Linked DNA regions of Homo sapiens: region 1 is linked to region 2. Evidence: chromatin loops called from intact Hi-C (ENCODE). Cell type or tissue: mammary epithelial cell. All regions are shown on one strand. Each heading gives the region's core, and the rest is flanking DNA. Links, peaks and the distances in the headings are about the cores only. Region 1 has its middle 45 kb from the start of TYRO3. Region 2 overlaps MGA (MAX dimerization protein MGA).

The links. Hi-C counts contacts between places; a loop is a spot of excess contacts. Peaks named below come from ENCODE experiments on the same cell type or tissue, not always from the same donor. Only the 100,000 strongest peaks of a DNase experiment are listed, where the experiment ranks them.
Region 1: it touches region 2 in a loop (2.7-fold over the local background); 6 of 110 quality-filtered maps call a loop at or near these places.

Annotation. Positions count from the first base shown.
Region 1 is chr15:41,599,609-41,608,452 of GRCh38, forward strand. No RefSeq gene overlaps it. Among named protein-coding and RNA genes, the nearest start is that of TYRO3, 45 kb to the left of the region's middle. In mammary epithelial cell, for the core only: a CTCF peak has its summit at 4,418 (motif pointing right); a DNase peak (open chromatin) is centred at 4,823; H3K4me3 peaks cover 482 bases.
Region 2 is chr15:41,709,037-41,717,880 of GRCh38, forward strand. MGA (MAX dimerization protein MGA) reads left to right here. Exons shown (of 24, transcript NM_001400225.1): 8 at 1,655-2,313; 9 at 4,115-4,460. Among named protein-coding and RNA genes, the nearest start is that of MIR626, 22 kb to the left of the region's middle. In mammary epithelial cell, for the core only: no CTCF peak of the experiment used is centred there; no DNase peak of the experiment used is centred there.

The DNA of each region.
Region 1 (8,844 bases), core at 2,805-6,804, 110 kb before region 2:
GGGTCTCGCTATGTCACCCAAGCTGGAGGGCAATGGCATGATCATGGCTCACTGCAACCGTGACCTCCTGGGCTGAAGCAATCCTCCCTTCTCAGCCTCCCAAGTAGCTAGGACTACAGGTGTGTGCCATTAGATCCGGCTAATTTTTAAAATTTTTTGTAGAGATGAGGTCTTGTTATGTTGCCCAGGCTGGTCTCGAACTCCTGACCTCAAGTGATGCTTTCATCTCAGCCTCCCAAAGTGCTGGGATTACAGGCATGAGCCACCATGCCCAGCCTTCTCTCTCTCTCTCTCTCTCTCTCTCTCTCTCTCTCTCTCTCTCTCTCTCTCTCTCTCTCTCTCTCTCTGTGTGTGTGTGTGTGTGTGTGTGAGAGAGAGAGAGAGAGAAGAGGTAGAGGTTTATTGAAATATGAACATTTGGCCAGGCTCAGTGGCTTGCATCTGTAATCCCAGCACTTTGGGAGGCCAAGGTGGGTGGATCGCTTGAGCCCAGGAGTTTGAGACCAGCCTGGGCAACATGGCGAAACCCTGTCTCTACTAAAAATGTACAAAAAATTAGCTGGGTGTGGTGGTGTGTTCCTATAGTCCCAGCTCCTTGGAGGCTGAGGTGGGAGTATGGCTTGAGCCTGGGAGGTGGAAATTGCAGTGAGCTGAGACCACGTTACTGCATTCCAGCCTGGGCAACAGAGTGAGACCCTATCTCAAACAAACAAATACAAAACCAAAAAAAAAAAAAAAAAAAAAGAGAGAGACAGAAAGAAATATAAACATTCAAGGAAATGTAAGATGGAAACAGCCATAACATATAGAGACACTTGCTGCAAGAGGATGCCTGAGGCATTTATTCACTGCCTAGGCTGCCCATGTGCTGTCACATTTTTCCTGGTTTGAATACATATAAGATGGGAAGAGGGGAGGGGACAGAGTTGCTCTGGCTGACTGCCTACCATGTGGCCTTCAGGAATGCACCTTCAGGAAAGCTCCACTTGGGCTAGGGCCCCACTCCTGGGCACCTGCTGGCACCCTCCCCTCTTGGGCTCTGGGTAAGACCTTGTGTTGTCCTTGAGGGCAGTGGGGGTTCTCACTCATCACTCAGAGGATGAGGCCAGGCAAGCTGCCTGGGGAAAGGGAGAGGATCCAATGGCCAGAAAGACACAGTGTGCTGTCCTTGCATCCTCTGGGTGGGAAGAGTCCATCTTTTGTGACCACAGCTCTGAGAAACACACTGGCCAAATGTCTGAGACACCTTTAAGCAGGCTCAGTGCCAGCCAGTTGGCCCCCTCACTGGCACCAGATCCCAGATATCCTTCTCTCCCACAGCCTGCACTTGAGGTACTTGTTTTGTGTTCAAGCTTTTTATTTCTCTTTCCTTTCCTAGACAGGACTGAATGCTAGCCACACTGTCACACTGCCTCCCATCACACATAGTGTCTCCTGCCACCACAGTCCAAGGATGTTGCAGTGGTGGTGTTCTTCTGCACTCTTCAGGGCTTACTTAGCAGAGGTAAGCCTCATCCAAGAATCATCTTTCCTTTACAACACAGGAGCAACCTACTGCATGCCAGGGTCCAAGAGGGGAGACAGGGCCTGGTGCGGTGGCTCATGCCTGTAATCCCAGCACTTTGGGAGGCCGAGGCAGGCAGATCACGAGGTCAGCAGTTCGAGACCAGCCTGACCAACATGGTGAAACCTCGTCTCTACTAAAAATACAAAAATTAGCCAGGCGTGATGGCGGGTGCCTATAGTCCCAGCTACTCAGGAGGCTGAGGCAGGAGAATTGCTTGAACCTGGGAGGTGGAGGTTGCATTGAGCGGATATCGCACCACTGCACTCCAGCCTGGGCAACAAAGCGAGGTTCCATCTCAAAAAAAAAAAAAAAAAAAAAAAGAAGGGAGACAGACCTTTTTCAGCATCTTCATTCCTTGGGGCAGCTTGACCTCCAGCAAGACTGGTAAGGACCATGGTGCAAGGAGCATGGCCTGCCCATGACCTGAACTGGAAATCCAGCCTATGTGATGGTATTAGCCTGAGTTCCTGGTTAACATTTTATAGTGACCCATCAAATATGCATAAAAAAGTAAGGAAGCCTGGGCATGGTGGCTCATGCCTGTAATCCCAGCACTTTGGGAGGCTGAGGCAGGCGGATCATGAAGTCAAGAGATCGAGCCCATCCTGGCCAACATGGTGAAACCCTGTCTCTACTAAAAATACAAAAATTAGCTGGGTGTGGTTGGGGGAGCCTGTAATCCCAGATGCTCGGAGGCTGAGGGAGGATAATCGCTTGAACCCAGGAGGCGGAGGTTGCAGTGAGCCTGGGGGACAGAGTGAGACTCCATCTCAAAAAAAAAAAAAAGAAAAAAAAAAAAAAGGAAGGAAGGAAGCTTGCAGTTTTGATTAATAATAAAGGCTGGTGTTTCCATGGTCCCCATCCCTGGGAAGACCTGTGGGCTACCTTCCCAGGTTTCTTTTGCCTCTGCAACCTGGTCGAGGGGTTAAGAGTTGGGGAGGTGAGTAGAACTGAGTGGCTTTGCTCCACTTTTTTCCCTTAATCCTGGCAAAGGGTCCCATACATCATAGCTGTTAAGATGCTCACAGCTTCTCTGAGGGCAGAGTTCACTTCATTGCTTTCTTTCTTGGGGTTTCACTCCTTTCATTCTGCTTTTTATCCTTTCCTGGCCTGGTTGACTCTGGATATATCATAGATATTTTCTGAATCTTCTTCTGTATTTGTTAAATAGGGTTAAGACCCTTCTCTGGCCTTTTCACTAGAATACAACAAAGATTAAATCAGCTTTCATTGATAAGAGAGCTTTGTATAATGCAAATTATAAGTATCATTTGTGATGGCCATAATCTAGGATTAAATTGCATTCCCTAACACAAAAACTTTCCATTCCTCAGTATGATAGTCAGAGAGGATGCTATTAGTATGTTTTCAGAAATTCCTTTTTTTTGAGACAGAGTTTCGCTCCATGCTGGAGTGCAGTGGAGTGATCTCAGCCCACTGCAACCTCCGCTTGCCGGGTTCAAGTGATTCTCCTGTCTCAGCCTCCAGAGTAGCTGGGATTACAGGCGTGCCCCACCATGCCTGGCTAATTTTTGTATTTTTAGTAGAGATGGGGTTTCACCATGTTGGCCAGGGTGGTCTCAAACTCCTGACCTCAGGCGATCCAACCACCTCACCCTCCTAAAGTGCTGGAATTACAGGTGTGAGCCACTGCGCCCAGCCTGTTTTCAGAACTTCTTTATCTCCTAGGCCAGCCAGAAACATTAGTGAGAACTTGGAAAACAACTGCTGCATGTCTGGGGTTGACATAACGTCTGTTCCCTCAGTGGGTCTTATCTTCTGCCCTGTGAACAGTGATCCACCTCATGTATTCACAATTCACAGTCTTGCTCTTCCTTTCATTCAGGTAGGCAGGTAGTCTCAGGCCAAACTTCCCAAAGGTTATGAATTCAGGTTCTGGATTCCCATCTAGAATCAGTCTACTTGGGTCCGGAACATTTGGAGCCCATGTAAATACTGAGTGTGTGTGTGGTGTGTGTGTGTGTCTGTGTAGGGAGGATGAACTTGAAAATGCTATGGAAATAAATAATGGAGTAGCAAGGAGGACGTTCTGTCTGATTACAGTAAAATAATTCTAAATTAATAGGAGACGGGAATAGGAAAGGTGACTAAGAGAAAAGCTAATTTCTGATAGAAACTTAGGGAGCAAAACCTATGTAGCTAAGCAGCGGCTAAGAGGGAATGAGACATGATATAAAACCTGAAGAAGAGGCGTCCTGGTTTTAGCTTAGCCCAAGGGCAAAAGTAATAGGAGAATAAAACAGACTTCTACAATCTGTAGATTTCTTCTTGTTCTGCTAGAAAAGACAGAGTTGGTGGGGGACAGTGGGGTGTTTAGGACTATATGGAACCTTCTTGAAACACATACAGATAGCTTAAGGACAGACAGCATGACCACAAGTCTTCAATCTGTCATTAACTTGCACGTGTGGGTGTGTGACATCTACCTCTGACTGGAAACAGCAATTAGAAGGCGGCTTTCGTCTCTTAGAAGAGTGCCTGTTCCTATGTGAGGAGCACCCAGGACTTCAGCTGGATGACAGTGGGAAGCTGTTGATGTAGTGGCTTTGACAGCTTCAACTCATGTCTGCTTTGGTGTCAGACACTCCTGATCTTTCCCGAGCTTTCACGCAGTACAGTAGGAAAAACTGTAGGCTTCTCTTCTCAGTAAAGGACTAGATATTGCCACTCATCACTCTTCTTAAGTCTATCCACTAAGAGTGAAGAAGCATGTCAGAGCTTACCCATCGGTCCTGAACTGACCTCCTCTGGAGGTCTCTCAGTTGGCCACAGTTTAGCTCTGTGTCCTCATCACTATGAGGAATTAGTCTTCCCTTCGCATCCACCAGGAGGAGGTAGAGGGCATGCCCGTTTGGGTGATGCCAGGACCGGCGCGCTTCACAGGGGTTTGTAAGCACCCCCTCAACCTCCCTTCCTTTTCCTGGCAGCAAATAGCAGAGGTTAGTGAGCATCAGCCTTGTCTCCCTGAGTGGGGAGGAGGGAAATGGGGGAAGGGAGACAGCATATCAAAATGCACTTCCAAAATGAAAATGAAGACAAAAAAGAAGAAAAAATGATTTCTGTGGCACATGGTGCTACTGAGGGAGAGGTGATGACAGCCTCCTCCCATTTCAGGAACAGTTCCCAGCGTTGTCTGTAGGCGGATTCACATGACACATTCTTAAACCCAATTCCATTCTGTGTTGCGTTTGCTCCTTGCTCACATCTCAGGAACAATGTATCTCTACATCTTTGTATCTAAGTTTGATTCTGAATGGATTGTCTAGCTGAATATCCCGGCTGCCCCGCTTGTAATGAATTTGTGCCAGTACTTAGCCTTTTGAGTCATGAAACCCCATCAACCCAGCTCTCTGCATCTGCACATGACCTGGAATGCCTGGAGAGTTACTAAGAAGTTGGAAGTTCTTCACGATGTCTCGATGTGAAAAAATACAAATGCATATTGCTGGAGGAAGTAATACCAATGATGCAAATTTGCCTGGAAACTATTCTGAACCCAGCTGTCCTTCCTGGAAAATGAAATTTTGGTTGCGGCATTTTTTGATTGATGTCTCTACATGAGGAGGTTTTTGGCTTTTTAGTGTTGCTGCTTTTCTGTTCTCACTCCTCTAAGAATCTTTGCCAAAATACCACTGACATTTGAGGAAGAGAATAGAGACAGTTTGGTTTCTTACTTGTAAATTCCTCTGTTTCCTTGGTGATGTAAATAATTATGTAATATATAAAAAGTTTTTAGCAAATTCAAATTTTGGTTTGAAAAAAACAGGTTTTGTTACCTGTGGTAAAGTCTAGAGGAACAATCTCAGAGAGCTAGAAACTGTCTGTTCCTCCTTAACTCTTTTTACTATTATTATTTTTAAATTTTTAGTAGAGTCAGGGTTTCACCATGTTGGCCAAGCTGGTCTGGAACTCCTGACCTCAAGTGATCTGCCCGCCTCGGCTTCCTATAGTGCTGAGATTACAGGCGTGAGCCACCGCGCCCAGCCGTGTTCCTCTTTAACTGTTTTTAAATTAGAAAATCTAGCCAGGCGCAGTGGCTCACGTCTGTAATCCCAACACTTTGGGAGGCCAAGGCTGGCAGATCACCTGAAATCAGGAGTTCGATACCAGCCTGGCCAACATGGTGAAACCCTGTCTCTACTAAAAATACAAAAAATTAGCTGGGCATGGTGGCAGGTGCCTGTAATTCCAGCTACTCAGGAGGCTGAGGCAGGAGAATCGCTTGAACCTGAGAGGCAGAGGTTGCAGTGAGCCAAGATTTCACCATTGCACTCCAGCCTGGGCAACAAAAACAAAACTCTGTCTCAAAAAAAAAAAAAAAAGAAAAAGAAAGATAAGAAAAAGAAAATCTCTCCTGAAACATAGGGGCTACTGAGACCCCAAATCTAATGCCATTTTAAACATGCACTTTTAAAAGTTTCAGTAAGTCTGCCCAGGTGTGCGGCTGGTGTACAGCCCTGTCAGAAGACAGCCTAGAATAATTCTCTGCCACCTTCAGCTTTATTAGGAGAATCCTGTCCAAAGGGCAGACCCAGAGTCCAGGAATGTGAAAGGAAGGGCAGAATCACCTCAAACAGCCCGAAAGGACTGAGGAATTCCACACATCTGGTTTGTGGAATCTTCAAGGGGAGAGGTTCTATTAGCAGAAGAAAATAGGAGACTGATGGTCTGGAAGAGGGCTCACTCTATTTGCACCCTCAGAGGCATACTTTTCACTCTGGCTATTCTAAACTTTTATATTCACTCAGGTTCCCAATTTCCGCTCTTCCTTTTCCATCGGTTACTCTTTTACTCTTGGCAAATCGCCTTATCTCCTTTCTATCTCGTGGGTAGAAATATGAGCACTACCTTTTTTTTTTCTTTTTGAGACAGGGTCTCACTCTATTAACCCAGTCTGGAGTGCAGTGGTACAATCACGGCTCACTGCAGCCTCCACCTCCCAGTCTCAATCGATCCTCCCATCTCAGCCTTCTGAGTAGCTGGGACTACAGGCACACATCACTATGCCCGGCTAATTATTATCATTATTTTTTTTGTAGATATGAGGTCTCACCATGTTGCCCAGTCTGGTCTCTAACTCCTAGGCTCAACTGATCCTCCCACCTTGGCCTTCCAAAGTGCTGGGATTACAGGTGTGAGTCACCATGCCTGGCTGAGTACTACCATTTATTAGCTGTTTGACCTTGTTAAAGTCACCTCACTTCTTGGTGACTCTGTTTCCATAACTGTAAAATGGGGATAACAATAGTATATACTTTAGGAGGTTGTAAGGATTAAGTGAGTTAATACATTACAAATTATTTAGGCTAGTAAATGCTAGGGCTTATGATTATTACTGAGAAGACAGAAATCAATGACATGAACTCCATTATACAAATTCCTCTCCACCTAAAAAATACCTGTATCATTACCCACCACTTCTTCTCTTTCTACTTCAGAGCAAATGACTGTCTTATTTTCTTTTTTCTTTCTTTTTTTTTTTTGAGAAGGAGTCTCACTCTGTCAGCCAGGCTGGAGTGCAGTGGTGCGATCTTGGCTCACTGCAACCTCCGCCTCCCTGGGTTCAAGTGATTCTTCTGCCTCAGCCTCCCAAGTAGCTGGGACTATAGGCGCCCACCACAACGCCTGGCTAACTTTTGTATTTTTAGTAGAGACAGGATTTTGCCATGTTGGCCAGGCTGGTCTCGAACCCCTGACCTCAGGTGATCCACCCGCCTCGGCCTCCCAAAGTGCTAGGATTATAGGCATGAGCCACTGAGCCCAGCCAACTGTCATTTCCTAAATTGGCGCTTTCCACCTGTGTCTTGATTCTATCTTCTCCTGTCTCCTTAAGGGAACTTATTGCATGATTTATTTTCTCCTTCACATTTTAAATTGGTTCCTTTGTCCTGTCTCCTTGTTTTCATCTCACACGCATTCAGGTCTCTCCCATTTGGAAAAGGCCTCTATATGACCTCACTCTCTTTAAGCTACTGTCCCATTTTTTCCTCCTCCTTTTACTGCCAAATACTGTGTGCCTCCATGTCTTCATGACTCATTCTCTCATTATTCCTCTGCCATCTGGCTCTTTCCTGCAACACCCCACTCTCACATAGCTGTGCCTATGGTCATCCAGCTCTAAATTCAAAGAACTTAAAAAAATGTTTAAGAGATGTGGTCTTGCTTTATTGCCCAGGCTGGAGTACAGTGGCTATTGACAGCCACAATTACAGCTCACTGCAGCCTCCAACTCCTGGGCTCAAGCAATCCTCCTGCCTCAGTCTCCCCAGTAGCTGGGACTATAGATGCACATCACTGCACATGGCTCCAAAGGACTTTTCTTGATTTCTGTTCTCCTTAGCCTCTTTGCTGTGATCAATATTGCTGACCATCATCTGCTATGAGAAATCCTCTCCTCTCTTGGCCTGTATGCAAGTCTGCTGTGCTGCTGCTTCTCCTCTCCTGTGGCCTCTTTGTCTAATGCCTCTAGAGGCTCCATTTCTTTCTTTCCACTCCTCAGCTGTGGGAATGGAGACAGGTTTGATGGCCAACCTTTTGATTTCTTTCTTTCTTTTTTTGAGATGGAGTCTTGCTGTGTTGCCCAGGCTGGAGTGCAGTGGCATGATCTTGGCTCACTGCAACCTCCACCTCCTGGGTTCAAGCAATTCACCTGTCTCAGCCTCCTGAGCAGCTGGGGTTACAGGCACACACCACCATGTCCAGCTAATTTTTGTATTCTTAGTAGAGATGAGGTTTCACCATGTTGGCCAGGCTGGTCTCGGACTCTTGACCTCATGATCCGCCCGCCTTGGCCTCCCAAAGTGCTGGGATTACAGGCATGAGCCACCACTCCTGGCCCTGATTTATTTCTATACTCATACTCTTTGATCTTTTTCTCACGCCTTATTATATCTCTAAATGTCTCCTGAACACTCATCCTTCATCTTTCTTTTTTTTTCTTTTAAGACAGAGTCGCTCTGTTGCCCAGCCTGGAGTGCAGTGGTGTGATCTCAGCTCACTGCAACCTCCGCCTCCTGAGTTCAAGTGTCTCCTGCCTCAGCCTCCCAAGTAGCTGGGATTACAGGCACCTGCCACCACCTCGTCTAATTTTTTTTTTTTTTTGAGATAAGAGTCTTGCTTTGTTGCCCAGGCTGGAGTGCAGTGGCGTGAACTCAGCTCACCACAACCTCTGCCTCCTGGGCTCAAGAGATTCTCTTGCCTCAGCCTCCCAAGTACCTGGGACTACAGGCATGCACCACTGCGTCCAGCTAGTTTTT
Region 2 (8,844 bases), core at 1,699-5,698:
TTTGTTTCTTAAAAACTAAATTTTGTGGTTGGGCATGGTGGCTCATGCCTGTAATCTACCAGCACTTTGGGAGGCCGAAGCAAGCGGATTGCCTGAGCTCAGGAATTCGAGACCAGCCTGGGCAACATGGTGAAAACCCCTCTCTACAAAAAAATGCAAAAACAGCCAGATGTGGTGGCGCATTCCTGTAGTCCGAGCTACTTGCGGGGCTGAGGTGGGAGGATCACTTGAGCCCAGGGAGGTTGAGGCTGCAGTGAGCCAAGATCACACCACTGCACTCCAGCCGGAGTGACAGAGCGAGACCCTGTCTCAAACAAACAAACAAAAACCCAAGTAAATTTTACACGCCTCTTCTTGTGGTCTTCCTTTTTCTCTAATGTTTTGTATCACACTCCAGGCATTCCAGTCTTTCTCCCTCGCTTTTTAAAGACGGGGTCTTGCTCCATTGCCCAGGTTGGAGTGCAGTGGTCCAATCTCAGCTCACTGCAGCCTTGACCTCCTGGGCTCAAGTGATTCTCCCTGCTCAGCCTCCAGAATAGCTGTGACCACAGGTGTGCGCCACCATGCCTGGCTAAGTTTTTGTAGAGCTGGGGTTTGTGATGTTGCCCAGCCTGGTCTTGAACTCCTGAGCTCAAGAAATCCACCTGCCTTGGCCTCACTAAGTGCCGGGATTACAGGCATGAACCCCCGTGCTCAGTCTCACTCTCATAAATAATCTTTTGGCATTCTGTTGAGGCCTGCTTTAATTTCTTTTTTTTTTTTTTTCCCCTGTTATGTGTTTTTCTTTTCTTTTCTTTTTTTTTGAGATGGAGTTTTGGTCTTGTTGCCCAGCTGGAGTGCAGTGGCGTGATCTCGGCTCACCGCAACCTCCCCGTCTCGGGTTCAAGCAATTCTCCTGCTTCAGCCTCCTGAGTATCTGGGGATTGCATTGCAGGCATGTGCCACCATGCTCAGCTAATTTTGTATTTTTAGTAGAGACGGGTTTTCTCCATGTTGGTCAGGCTGGTCTCGAACTCCCGACCTCAGGTGATCTGCCTGCCTCAGCCTCCCAAAGCGCTGGGATTGCAGGAGTGAGCCACTGTGCACAGGCTCCCTGTTACGTTTTTACTTATCTTTGGTCTCTTTAATCAGGTCAAAGATTGTCAAAGATTGAAGATTCTTAGGTTAAATACATTGTTAGCACTTTGTAAGAATTAGTGCCTCAATAAATAATATAATGTGATAGTTTTAGAGTAAGACATAATTTTAGAGAATGGATTTTAATGTTTTTAGTGCCCAAGACTAGAGAATGGATTTTAATGTCATTAATATCTGAGACTCATTCTCTTCACTTGGTTTTATTTATTTTTTCTTTCTGAGGAGGGATAGTTTGTTTATTAAGTATTTATTTTAAAAAATTTATTTATGTTTTTAGGGACAGGGTCCTTGTTACGTTACTTAGGCTGGTCTTGAACTCCTAGCCTGTAGCGATCGTTTTGCTTCTTCCTGTCAAAGTACTGGGATTACAGGTGGGAGTCACTGTGCCCAGCTAAGGGATAGTTTAGAAGATTCACTATCTTGTAGCTCAATATTCTTGGCCATTTTTAGTGTTTTTATGGAGATTCATAAATCTGTCCTAGATTTCTTTAAGCATTTTATGTTTTCTTATTTCTAGGTGGAAATTCAGAAAGTTCACTGAAAAATCGTTCTGCTTTCTGTAGTGATAAGCTAGATGAATACTTGGAAAATGAAGGCAAGCTGATGGAAACAAGCATGGGTTTTTCTTCTAATGCTCCCACATCTCCTGTGGTGTACCAGCTTCCCACTAAGAGTACCAGTTATGTACGAACACTTGATAGTGTACTAAAGAAGCAATCTACTATTTCCCCTTCTACCTCTTATTCTTTGAAACCTCATTCTGTACCCCCTGTCTCTCGAAAGGCAAAGTCTCAAAACAGACAGGCAACTTTCAGTGGCCGAACTAAATCATCTTATAAATCCATTTTACCATACCCTGTTTCACCAAAGCAGAAATACTCTCATGTGATTCTAGGAGATAAGGTTACCAAGAATTCTTCAGGCATCATCTCAGAAAATCAGGCGAATAACTTTGTTGTGCCAACTTTGGATGAAAATATATTTCCAAAGCAGATTAGTTTGCGGCAGGCACAGCAGCAGCAGCAACAGCAACAGGGAAGTCGCCCTCCAGGCTTGTCTAAATCTCAGGTGAAGCTAATGGACCTGGAAGACTGTGCACTTTGGGAAGGAAAACCAAGGACATACATCACAGAAGAGCGAGCAGATGTATCCTTAACAACTCTACTTACAGCTCAAGTAAGTAGCTGCTGTTTTCTGGAGGTATATTAGTGCTTGGCTAGAAAGAGCGAGGTTAGTGAGGGGAAATGGGAATGGTACTTTTTGGCAGGGTGATCAGCTAGTTTTTAGCATTTAGAACCTTCATGGGAACTAAGGCTATGTCTTCCCCATTTGTTCTTTACCAACTAGATACTCAGGTGTAGATTTCTCCTGCCATCAGAGAGAGAGAGTACAATTGCACTTTTGAATAACCTCTCTCTCCTGTATAAAGGCAACTGACCATTCTGAAAATCTCTGATTTCATTTTCCAACATATGGGCAAGTACATTGGCTGATCTTGTTAAAACAACTTTGAAAATTGTGCTTTTATTTTTTATTTTTTGAGATGGAGTCTCGCTCTGTTGCCCAGGCTGGAGTGCAGTGGCAGGATCTCAGCTCACTGCAACCTCCGCCTCCTGGGTTCAAGCTATTCTCCTGCCTCAGCCTTTCGAGTAGCTGGGACTATAGGCACATACCACTGCACCTGGCTAATTTTTGTATTTTTAGTAGAGACACGTTTTCGCCATGTTAGTTAGACTGGTCTCGAGCTCCTGACCTTAGGTGATCCACCTGTCTCACCTCACAAAATGCTGGGATTACAGGCATGAGTCACCACGCCCGGCCTGAAAATTATGCTTTTAAAAGATACTAAATCCCAGGAAATTGAAAATTAAAAACCTCTGGAGAGAAACCTTTATCTTTTGTGAAATTTTGTATTAATAATTTTTCACTTATTTATTTTTATTTTTATATTTTAGAAGTTTTATGGCAAGGGTTGCAGGAAGGAATTTTTGATCTATTGATGATGTACCTATCTTAGCAGCCTCTGGTGCATGTGAAATGATGCCACAGCACATTTATTTATTTATTTATTTGTTTTTGAGACAATGTCTCACTCTTGTTGCCCAGGCTGGAGTTTAGTGGCGTGATCACAGCTCACTGTGGTCCTCCCACCTTAGCCTCCTGAGTAGCTGGGGCCTGTAGGTGTGCACTACCACGCCTGGCTAATTTTTTGTATTATATTAAAAATACAAATGGGGTTTTGCCATGTTATCCAGGCTGGTCTCAAACTCCTGGGCTCAAGCTATCTGCCTGCCTCGGCCTCCCAAAGTGCTAGGATTACAAGCATGAGCCACTGCGCCTGGCCTTCATCATTACTTTTTTTACTTTCCATTTTGTAATTCTATGACTGAATTCTGGAACTGAAGATCATCAGATGTTGGAACTAAATGCAGATTATTTTATTCGTTATTAATCCTTCATAAAGACTTTTATTTATGTATTGTCCTATTCTTTTTTTATTAATTACCCTACAATAGGGACCAGCAAACTTTTTCTGTAAAGGGCCAAATAGTAAATATTTAAGGCTTTGCAGACCATACACTCTCTATAGGAGTTACTGAACTCTGCTGTTGTAGTTCTTCAGACGGTATGTGTATGAATTAGCCTGGTTGCGTTCCAGTGAAACTTTATGACACAGGCTGGATTTGGCCCATGGGTCTCAACCTTTGTTAATCTTTGCGTTAGAACATTATGTATAATTTATATTGAAAATAAATCCATCCTTGATAGTTTTGCCCATAATTGTCTGTACTAAGCATTAGAATGGCAGATTGTTTAGAGCCCTGGTTAGATTCATGTTCTGTCCTTTGAATCTGCATTAGTCCTGTGCTGTTAGTACTTAAAATCAGAGAGTAATGCAGTCCAGTATATGACCATAAGTTGGTGGTGGTGTAGGGGGATGGTTTAGTGGAATTACAATTTTCTCCTTTGACTTTAGGCATCCCTCAAAACTAAACCTATCCACACAATCATAAGGAAACGAGCCCCTCCCTGCAACAATGACTTCTGTCGACTGGGTTGTGTATGTTCCAGTCTAGCTTTGGAGAAGCGCCAACCTGCTCACTGCCGCCGACCAGACTGCATGTTTGGTTGTACTTGTTTGAAAAGAAAAGTTGTACTTGTTAAAGGAGGATCCAAAACTAAGCATTTTCAGAGGAAGGCTGCTCATCGAGATCCAGTATTTTATGATACTCTGGGAGAGGAGGCAAGGGAGGAGGAAGAAGGAATCAGGGAGGAGGAGGAACAATTGAAAGAGAAAAAGAAGAGAAAGAAGCTAGAATACAGTGAGTATTAATTGAGAGTTAAAACTGTGCCATATCAGTTTTTGGAAAAGTATGGTTATTTTAGAATAATACAACCTACCTTAATCCCGATCAATTATCCAATAAGAGCTTTGAGACTTCTTATTATCCTTACATGCTCTTTCTGACTGGCTATCTGAGATGCACACAAACACACACCTTTTTTAAGTTGAATTGTTCTCTGAGAATTGCTTTTTTGTGCTAAATTTAAATCATACTGTTACTTGGTTTTCTAGAATGCCCTTGATCTTTGAGTTTCTTCCATTTTCTGGATTGTGCGCATGTGCACACACACACAGGTAGACACACGTACGTTCCTTGGAAAGACTATAGATGATCCATATAATGCATCATGTTTTCTAAAAGGAGAAGTTTGCAAAAAGACCCTCTGCTCATGGTTGGAGATTTGGGGACAAAGTAGGATTGTGGTAAAGCTGAACATCATGTACTGTGTTGAAAATTGGGTTTTTTTTTGGTGGGAGAGGATAAAATATGATGTAGATGTAGACCCAAGTTACATATTATTTCATTATTGATTTTTTCGTTTCTGTTATATCTTTGTATTTTGTTCAAATGTATTGAAATGATTTTACCGTATAATTGAAACAGGTTTCTTAGTTTATCAGGGGATTAATACTCCTTTTCTTGGCAATTTATGTTTACACTTCCTGTTGCTCTGTGTTCATTTCAATCAGAGATGATGATTAATATTTCAGTGTATGTTCCATCATAACGTCATGTTCTGCTTTCCACATCAACAATTGTAGATCTAATTTTATAATGTTAGTTTTAATGGCTTCATGTTGTTATAATCCCTTTGGTTGGATAGTTAGCCTTTTTGGGTTTTCTTTATTATAAGCTGTACGGTGATGAACATCCATGTTCAAGACAGGCTATTAAAAGTGGAATTGCTGTGACAGTGTGTACATGTTAAACATTTGTAGATGTCACTAGACTTGTGCCAACTTCAGACGTATGCCAGTAGTCAGATACTGGATGGTGCCAGTTTTCTGTTCTCTTGCTCTGTTGCCCAGGCTGGAGTGCAGTGGCATGGTCTCAGCTCACTGCAACCTCCACCTCCTGGGTTCAAATGATTTTCCTGCCCCAGCCTCCTGAGTAGCTGGGATTATAGGTGTCCAGCTAATTTTTTTATATTTTAGTAGAGACGGGGTTTCACCATGTTGCGTAGGCTGGTCTTGAACTCCTGAGCTCAGGCAATCTTCCTGCCTTAGCCTCCCAAAGTGCTAGGATTATAATAGGCATGAGCCACTGTACCCAATTAGTTTTCTGTTCTAACACTGAATATTTTACAACTTTTAAAACTGTCATATGGATAGGCAGAAATTGATATTTTGTTTTAGATTTGTATTTCTTCTATGATAGATTTATTGACCATTTATCATAAACTTTTTTTCTGTAAATTGCCTTTTTGAATTCTTTGCTAACTTTTATTGGAGTGTGTTTTTTTCCTTTAGTTTGCAGAAGCTTTATATTTTCTAGGTTATAATTTTGTAATTTACATTTTCGTTTTGTTCAAGGTTCCCTCCCCCACTGCCCACCCGCCCCCAGTGAAAAAGCAGTGATAGTTAAACTTGGCAGTCTTTTCTTTTTATGGTTTCTGTCTTTTTTTTTTTTTTTCTTTTTTCTTTTTTTGAGACAGAGTCTCACTCTGTTGCCCAGGCTGGAGTGCAGTGGCACGATCTCGGCTCACTGCAACCTCCACCTCTTGGGTTCAAGCAATTCTTCTGCCTCAGCCTCCCAAGTAGCTGGGACTACAGGCATGCACCACCACACCTGGCTAATTTTTCTATTTTTAGTAGAGACGGGGTTTCACCATATTGGCCAGGCTGGTCTCGAACACCTGACTTTATGATCGGCCCACCTCGGCCTCCCAAAGGGCTTGGTTTCTGTCTTTAAAGTCTTGTTTAGAAAGTCTTTCTCTACCTTGAGATTATAAAAATATTTAATTATATTTCTTCTAGTACTTTTTTGGACTTAAAAAAAATAAGTTGTTAATATAGCTGAATTTATTTGATGTGGGATTTGTAGTAGGGAATCATATTTCCCCCAAATGCCTAGCCGTTGTACTATCACTTATTGAGAAATATACTTTTCCTACTGAATTAAAATGTCACCTGTAATATAATAAATTAAAATATATTAATGACTGGATCTCTTTCTGGCCTCTCCTGTTTTGTGACCAGTGCCAGGGTATTCTTATTTCTATTTTAGCATTTAAGTGAGATATAGTGTATTTAAATACCTAAATGATCTTTGTGTAAATAAGATTTTAAAGGTTTAAAATGAAGCATAGTGTAGATTTATTAGTTTAGTTCTACCCATATCTCCTTACTGAGTTTACTCCCTTCTTATGCTTAAGACAAGCATTTCCATTTCAAAGCAACAAAAATAAAATACGGAAGCCCACATAAGCAGGAATAGTGCTTACCTCTTAGGCTTTACTGCTTTTTGATTATTGTCTTCATCCTGTGCCCTATCCTTGACTATAATTAAACTCCGATAGCCAATTATTAAAGTATTTTTTTGTTTTCTTACTGGTACAGTTCATTATAAAAAGCAAAGCTTGCTATTCCCTATCTAGGAGCCATCAGTTTTCTTGTGCTGTTAGGGAAGGATGAAAAAGGAGGGATGGCTGGGCACGGTGGCGCAGGCCTGTAATCCCAGCACTTTGGACGGCTGAGGCGGGCAGATCACGAGGTCAGGAGATCGAGACTGTCCTGGCTAACACGGTGAAACCCCGTCTCTACTAAAAATACAAAAAAAAAAAAATTAGCCAGGCGTGGTGGCGGGCACCTGTAGTCCCAGCTACTCCGGAGGCTGAGGCAGGAGAATGGTGTGAACCCGGGAGGCAGAGCTTGCAGTGAGCCGAGATTGTGCCACTGCACTCCAGCCTGGGCGACAAAGCGAGACTCCGTATCAAAAAAAAGAAAAAGAAAAAGGAGGGGTGATATTTTTGTTAACAACTGATATGTAAAAGGAGTAGAAACAGGAAAGAGTTCTTAGAGGTAAACATGTTGCCGATACCAAAAATGGACAAAGAAAAAATATAAAAACTGGAAAAGTTGAAATCCTTTAGTATGTTTTGCAAAAAGATAGGTGGAAACTGAGGGTAAAAAAAAGTAAGTTATGAAATTGAGGTATAAGCATTTTATTTAGAATGATTGAGTGTAACCACTAAAAATAAACATAAATGTTTAAAAGTAGTCACTTGTCACTGCAACACTGGGTATGATGGAAGACTTGTTTCTTTTTATATTCTTTAGCACAGTTTTTTGTGTGTTTTTATTATATAGTTAATATATAAAAAATTAGTCTTCTCAATGCATAAAATCTCAGCATTTAATACTTTTTTTTTGTCATTGTAACAGACTTAAAAATTTTTTTGTAATGGTTCAATCCATTGCTGAAAAAAAGATGGGTAACATTATTGGACACTGTTATGCATAGCTCTCTATGAAGGTTCTATCATTTAAACCTTCAACCTTATATGATAAGGAGGCTTCATTCTCCATTTTAGAAATGAGCTAATTGAGTGCTTAGTGACTTGTTCTCCAAGGTCATAAAGATACTAAGTGAGTTGTAGGGGACTGCCAAGTCCTCATGCTTTTTCTGCCTTGTACAATTTCTGAAATTTTAATTCTGCCTCCTTGTTGTAGACCCCAGTGGCCTTTACTTTTATCACCTGCTTATCCTTTGGTTTGTCAAAAAATACTGCTGGCTGTGCAGAGGTACTGTGCCTAGCTGTTGTGGGTAGTACCAAGGGAAAGAATAAAACTTGTCATTTCTGTTTTCTTAGCCCACTTAATATACCTATAAATTAACAATATAAAGAAAAAAAATCAATAAAATTGATACTTGTAGCCAGACTGAGGAATAAAGAGAACATACTAATTACCATTATTAGGAATGAAAGGTGACTTCAGTACAGACATTGAAAGGATGATATGGCAATATTATGAACAACTTTATGTCAGTAAATGGAGAACTCAGATGAAATGGAAAAACTCTTTAAAAGACACAAGCTACAAAACTCACTCAAGAAGAAATAGGTGACTGCTTGCCTTATACTTATTAGAGAATTGAACTTGTAGTGGAAAACCCTGCAATAATAATTCTGGTCTGAGTTGCTTCACTGTTGAATTCTATAAAACATTAAAGACTAAATCCCATTTGATACAGTCTTCCATAAAATGGTGTCATCTTATGAAACCAGCATTACCCTGATATTCAATCCATAAGAAGACTTTACAAGAAAACTGTAGACTGATAACCCTTATGAACATAGATGTAAAATTTCTAAATAAAAGTTTAGCAACTCAAATCCAACAGTATATTTAAAGAATAC